Linked DNA regions of Homo sapiens: region 1 is linked to region 2. Evidence: chromatin contacts called from ENCODE Hi-C or POLR2A ChIA-PET data. All regions are on one chromosome and are shown on one strand. The core of a region is the stretch at or near the end of the contact, and the rest is flanking DNA. Distances in the headings are between cores, read along the strand shown. Region 1 overlaps PLEKHA6 (pleckstrin homology domain containing A6). Region 2 holds the start of KISS1 (KiSS-1 metastasis suppressor).

The links. A loop is a pair of places that touch in the nucleus more often than their neighbours do. ChIA-PET counts read pairs that join two places held with the same protein, here RNA polymerase II (POLR2A).
Region 1: POLR2A ChIA-PET joins it to region 2 with 10 read pairs in PC-9. The contact joins the enhancer-like site here to the promoter of KISS1 in region 2. A Hi-C loop is called at or near these places in 1 of 168 maps with a recorded cell type or tissue (heart right ventricle). POLR2A ChIA-PET finds 5 or more read pairs at or near these places in 4 of 52 experiments (BJ, HepG2, K562 and 1 more).

Annotation. Positions count from the first base shown.
Region 1 is chr1:204,252,773-204,255,859 of GRCh38, forward strand. The region is part of intron 9 of PLEKHA6 (pleckstrin homology domain containing A6); the gene reads right to left. Among named protein-coding and RNA genes, the nearest start is that of GOLT1A, 40 kb to the left of the region's middle. RefSeq lists enhancers at 875-1,376, 1,377-1,876. Within about 2 kb of position 1,484, at least 5 of the 41 ENCODE cell types and tissues checked have a DNase peak (open chromatin) inside an H3K27ac peak, as active enhancers do.
Region 2 is chr1:204,194,839-204,197,747 of GRCh38, forward strand. It overlaps KISS1 (KiSS-1 metastasis suppressor), which reads right to left and starts at 1,653. Exons shown (of 3, transcript NM_002256.4): 1 at 1,538-1,653.

The DNA of each region.
Region 1 (3,087 bases), core at 234-2,733, 58 kb after region 2:
AGGGTCTGCAGCATTTCAAAAGGCTTTCCTAGGAACTGATTTTTCTACCTCTTTAGCCCTGTAATGCAAGGGCCTTGAGGGCCAGGAGCCATCCATGCACAGTAACCTGTAGGTATCTCATTCCTTCCCCAACACGCAGATCCAGAGCAGTAGAGGAAGCGAGCAGGAGTGTTCTCATCCTGGCCTGCTCCCGCCTGTGCTGCGGCTTTGGGGATCTTTCAGCACAGGTGGGTCTTACCTCTAGGAGGATTCTTGTGTGCTACCTTCTGTCTCTTCAAAATGTTAGATTTTGTAAGAAACTACCTAACCCAGTGCCTCACACATGGTAAGGAGTGCTCATTGATATTTTTGAGTTTGGGAAAAACAAAATAATAACAGCAGCAAGTGGTGACTGTCACTCCTTGCGATGCCTGACAAAGAGCTCACATATGCACCCCTGCTTGATTCTCCCAATACATCTGTGAGGTTGAAAGGAAAGGGCAGATTCTACAATGCCCATTTTATGATTGAGAAAACAAAGACCCAGAGAAACTAAGTGACATTTCCAAGATTAAAAAAAAAACAAACTTCCTTGTAAATGGCAGAGCTAGAACTAGAGCAGCAGTGTCTGACTATGTCCTGGACTCTTCTCATCATACAAGACTGCCTTTTAAGAGTACTACCTACGTGAACCCTGGGGGCGAAGCCTACAGTGAGCCGAGATCGCGCCACTGCACTCCAGCCTGGGTGAAAGGGCGAGACTCCTTCTCAAAAAAAAGAGTACTACACTTGGCCAGCTACAGTGGCTCATGCCTATAACCCTAGCACTTTGAGAGGCAGAGGTGAGAGGATCACTTGAGGCTGGGAGTTTGAGACCAGCCTGGCCAGTACAGTGGGACACCCATCTCTACAAAAAAAAATTTTTTAATTAGCCAGGTGTGGTGGCTGCACACCTGTCTGTAGTCCTAGCTGCTCAGGAGGCTGAGGTGGGAGGATCACTTCAGCCTGGGAGGTGGAGGTTGCAGTGAGCTAGGTTTGTGCCACTATACTCTAGCCTAGGCAACAGAGTGAGATCTTGTCTCAAAAAAAAAAAAAAAAACAAAAACAAAAACAAACAAACAAACAAAAAGGAATAATACCCTTTATCCATGAGGGAGTCTTCTGGAAGGCTAGTTCTGAAGCCCCTAGCCTAATGGACCAGCCCCTCTGTGAGGGCAAAAGCCCGCAGGAAGGGACCCTGCTGTCTGCACTGAATGCTTGGACAGCTGGGCATTGTGGATGGAGTAGAAAGCCAATCACATGGGTGACAGGGAGGATAGCTTGCTCAGGAATCCGGAGGTGGGTGGGCCATGAGCCCTGCTCCTCACCCCTGCAAGGCACTTTGGATCTTGTTTCCCATCAGCAGGATCCTGGACCTCCCGGCCCTGCTCAGAGTTGGAATCCTGGGATCTGTTCCCACATGGCCCAGAATGCTCATGGTGTGGACACAATGAGCTGCTTCTGGAGCTGGAATGCCACGGCCTCCAGGGCCAGGAGCCATCCCTGTTTATTGAACTGTGGACATTGGTGCTTCCTAGTGCCTGAGGCCTATTACAAAATCGAATTGCGACACCGACATGAAGCCCTGGTGAGATGGGTCACATGGCTTGTGACTAGAAGAACCAACAGTTGCAGCTATAGCATCTCATTTAAAATTTTTTTTTTCTGTAACTTTAAGAGCATGAACTCATCCTAATGAGGTTTGACAGCAGCTTTGTCACACATTAGATGTTTCCTCAGCTGTAAACTGGGTCAGAAGCTTGGAGTCACTGTCCAAGCTCGGCTGTTCACTGGCTGTGTGTTCTTGGCATGTTATTCAACCTCTCTGTGCTTTAGTTTCCTCAGCTGTAAAATGGGGGTAATAATAGCATCCATCTTACAGGGTTATAGTGAAGATTAAATGAGTTAAGATCTGAAAAATGCTTAGAATAGTATGGGGCATGGAGGAGGCATCCAATTATTGTAGCTGTTGTTATTATTATTATTATTTCCACCCCTCCAGGCTGCCTCCACAGGACAGTGTTGTGTACTTCTAGGTCGTGGTTTGTAGCACAGATCTAAACTTAAGAGTATGTGCTTATATAAATACCCAGCATATTGACCCCCAGCCTGTCTAAACTCAGTCTCACAGCTCCCTTAGCTTAAAAGACAAGAAAGGGTTAGAACCCCGGAGCAGAGACCAGGCAGCCACTGCTTGCAGCTCATGGAACATTCACTGCCTCTTCAGCTTGCTCACCTGTAAAACTGGGTTGATAATACTCCCTCTGTTTGCACTGAATTCTCAGGAATGCACGAGCTGTTTATGCAAAAGGGCTTTTGGAGGAACTAATGAATACACTGAGTGAATATTACTTTAAAAATCATCCTAGGGAGGGTCTGCAGGCCTCAGTTTACCAATTATGGAGTTTAACAACAACCTGTAAAATATGATAAGATGATTTCCCAGATTCAGGCTGAACTAAATCCCTAGCATTTTAGGCCCAGCCTAGAGCTCCCTCGACTCTGCGACTCCCTCCTCTCGCCAGAAAAAATGCAAATTCCCACCTGCCCCCTGGGGGCAGTTCCATCTGAGCTGAGCACTGGAGAAATAAGAGGTGGCATTAATTATTCATGTGCCTACTTATTATGCTTCTTTCCCCAGGAAACTCCCAGCTGTCCTAAAGGGCTTTGAAGAGAAGGGGTGTGTAGGCGCAAACCAAAACATAAGCCACTTTGTTGTGTCCTGCTTGCACCAACAAAGGTTGTCAAATGGCTGGAAGATGAGGAGGTGGGGAGGAGTGGAGAGATGCGACAGGAAGGCAGTGGGATGATAAGGGGGGCACCAGCTCTGCCTACCTGCTGATCCAAATACTCTAGGTTTCTTTGCAACTGAAGATCTAAAAGTTCATCCTACCCGGAGCCCGAGGCCCAGAGGCCAAACAGCAACACAAACAAACAGGAACACACAAAAGAAAACAATAAAAAAAGAAGCAAAGCAGTTAAGAGTTAGCGACAAGGACAAGGAGAGGCTTCTCCCTCTGCCCTTGAGGAGTTCTCAGGAAGGGAGGGGTTGAGGATGTGGGCAGGCAA
Region 2 (2,909 bases), core at 403-2,902:
GCTAGACAAGAGGATGGAGCTTTGCATGGAGAGAAAGCTAGTGACAAGGCTGGGGGAAGGGGCCCTGCAGGGGCTTCATCCTGGAGGGGTCTGAGCCAGACAGGAATGTGGGTAGATGTACATTTCCGGTTCTCTGTGCGGAAGCAGGGTGGTGGGCCAGGAAGGAGGGCAGTGGGCTTGTGTGGTTGGAGGGTGGTACTCTTTCTTCCGGCTCCCCTTTCCCCCCGAGTGCCTCCTTCCCACTGTGGATGGCACTTACCATGTGCGCCATGGGACAACTCTGCCTGACCCCAGCACACACACACACACCCCCCACACCACACACATACACCACACACACCACACATGCACACACACACCACACACATATATACGCACACACCCATACACATATACACGCATACACCCATACACACACATCATACACACACACATACACCACACACACCACACACATACACCCATACACACACATACACATATGCCACACACACCACACACGCATACACACCACACACATATACACACATACACCTATACACACACATCATGCACACACACCACACACGCACACACACCACACACACATATACACACATACACCCATACACACAACATACACACACACATACACACATCCATACATACACATCATACACACACATACACCACACATACCACACATGCACACACACCACACAGATATATACCCATACACCCGTACACATACACTACACACCACAGATGCACACACACGCCACACACATATACACACATACACCCATACACGTACATCATACACACACATACACCACATACACCACACATGCGCACACACATCACACACATATACACACATACACCCATACACACATATCACACACACACACACACACACACACACACACACACACAGATTCCACTGCCCAGCCCATCGGGGCACTTAACATATATGGTAGAAATGAATTATTTGGAAAGGGGCCATGAGTGGCCGACCTGCTGTAGACAATTTTTGTGGTTCCCTCCACCCTGGGGGGTTTGTATCCAGTGAGTGACAGAAATTCCAGGCATGGTTGGAAAGCTTCTGGAGTGAAGTGGCCCCTAGTTCTTAGTGGGTAGGTAGATGCCCTTGGTTAGGCTTGTATTTGCCATCTGTAATTTGGGGGGAGCTGCTCAGAGGAGCCCCATTGCTCTCAAGAGCCCCGAGCGGTTCCCTAGGTCCATCCAAGCGTGTCTGTGGTCTCTAATTCCAGCCACAGCATTTATTTATTGCATGTATTCCTTCCACAGCAAGAGAGAGCCCTCGGGATCCCCAGAGTGTTAGCTTCACAAATAAAGTGCGACTCAGTGTATTCGCCCAGGCATCCCAGGATAATCTGGCCAGGCTGGTAAACAGGAAAGATCAGTGTCTCCCTCCCCTGCCTTTGCCTGCCTGGATGCATCTGTCCGTCTTAGAACGGATTCCCTGCTCCCCTCCAGAGCATCCCCAGGTCAGGGCAGACCCCCTTCCCAGGGGTGGACACTGCAGTGTGCCTACCTTGCCTCAGTCCTGGCCTGGGCAGGAGTCTGGCGGAGCCTCTGAGGTGACGAGACCACCTGGCTGGGTGAATGTCCAGAGGGTGGGCAGCTGGGCTCCCGGTCTCAAGAGTTCTCCCCAGCTCCCTGATCACATCCCTTTTATAAAGCCCGGGGTGACGTCTCCAAGCACAGGCCCACTCTGCCGCCCCTCCCTCCTCCTCAGACCCTCCTGAAGAGCATGGCACCTTGGGAGGCCTCTGCCTCCGGGCTCTGTGACTGGAGGCAGCCTCTCCTCCTGCCCCACCCGAGCCCTCCGAGGCGGGACTTTCTCCTTCTTACCGGCTCTTTCCATCCTCCACACCCTCTTCCCACCCAGAGGACCCATCCTGCCCCCAAACAACGTGGAAATGGGCTATCTGAGGAGGGTGGGGAGAAGTGTCAGTGTGAAATGTCTTGTTTCCTCTCCGAAGAGCCACAGACACACCTAGTCTGAATTAGACGTAGAAAACGACAGGAAGAGGGGAGGAGAAGGGCACAGGCTGACCCAGGGGCTCCTCACATCCCATGCTCCCAGCTCTGAGGGAAAGCCAGGTCAGCGTGGGTCTCCAGGCGGCTCCTAGACTGCGCCCTGTGACTGGCACAGGGTGGTGGTGGCAGAGATTCTCTCCTTTTTCCTTCCTTCCTGCTTCCCTTCTTTCCTCGGTCACTGAGCGCTTCCTCAGCGCAGGGTTTTGAGGTGAATAGGCTATGGACTGGTCAGAGACCTTAGGTAAGCAACCAGCTATGAGCAAGGAGGACGAAATGGGAGCTGCAGAAGGTGGATGCACCTGGGAAGTGCCAGGGGTGCAGAGAGGGGACTTCCAGGTGGCAGCACATCCAGACAGCCTGCTTGGGGGCCCCACCTTCTTGTCTCGTGGCACCCACCACCATACTATTTTGTGACTGCTCAGGTACAGCACTTTGAGGACAGGGACAGGCCCCCTTCCCCCTGTACCCTTGGCACCCACTCCATTGCTGGGCACATACAGAGAGGGCCCTCAATAGATATTTGCTAACTGCATGCATCGCAAGTGACTTTTGTCTCTTTCTTGAGCCTGCAATAACTCTCTATACCCTTGGACAAGGGGCTCTCCAGGGCAGAGACTGTTTCTTCTATCAGGCTGGGAGTCTCTGAAGGCAGGGGCTATGTCTCTACCCTCAGACAGGACGCTCTCCCAGCACAAGCTCAACCTGGTCGTCCCCTAATGCTGGAGAAGCATGCCGGCAGTCTGCAGGTTAGCACCCCTCACTTGTCTGATGCTTACTGTTAACAGGGGATTGCAAACATATTATTATCACACCCATTAGGGCTGTTAAACACCAGGACAGAAATGATAGCCTATGAGGACAGC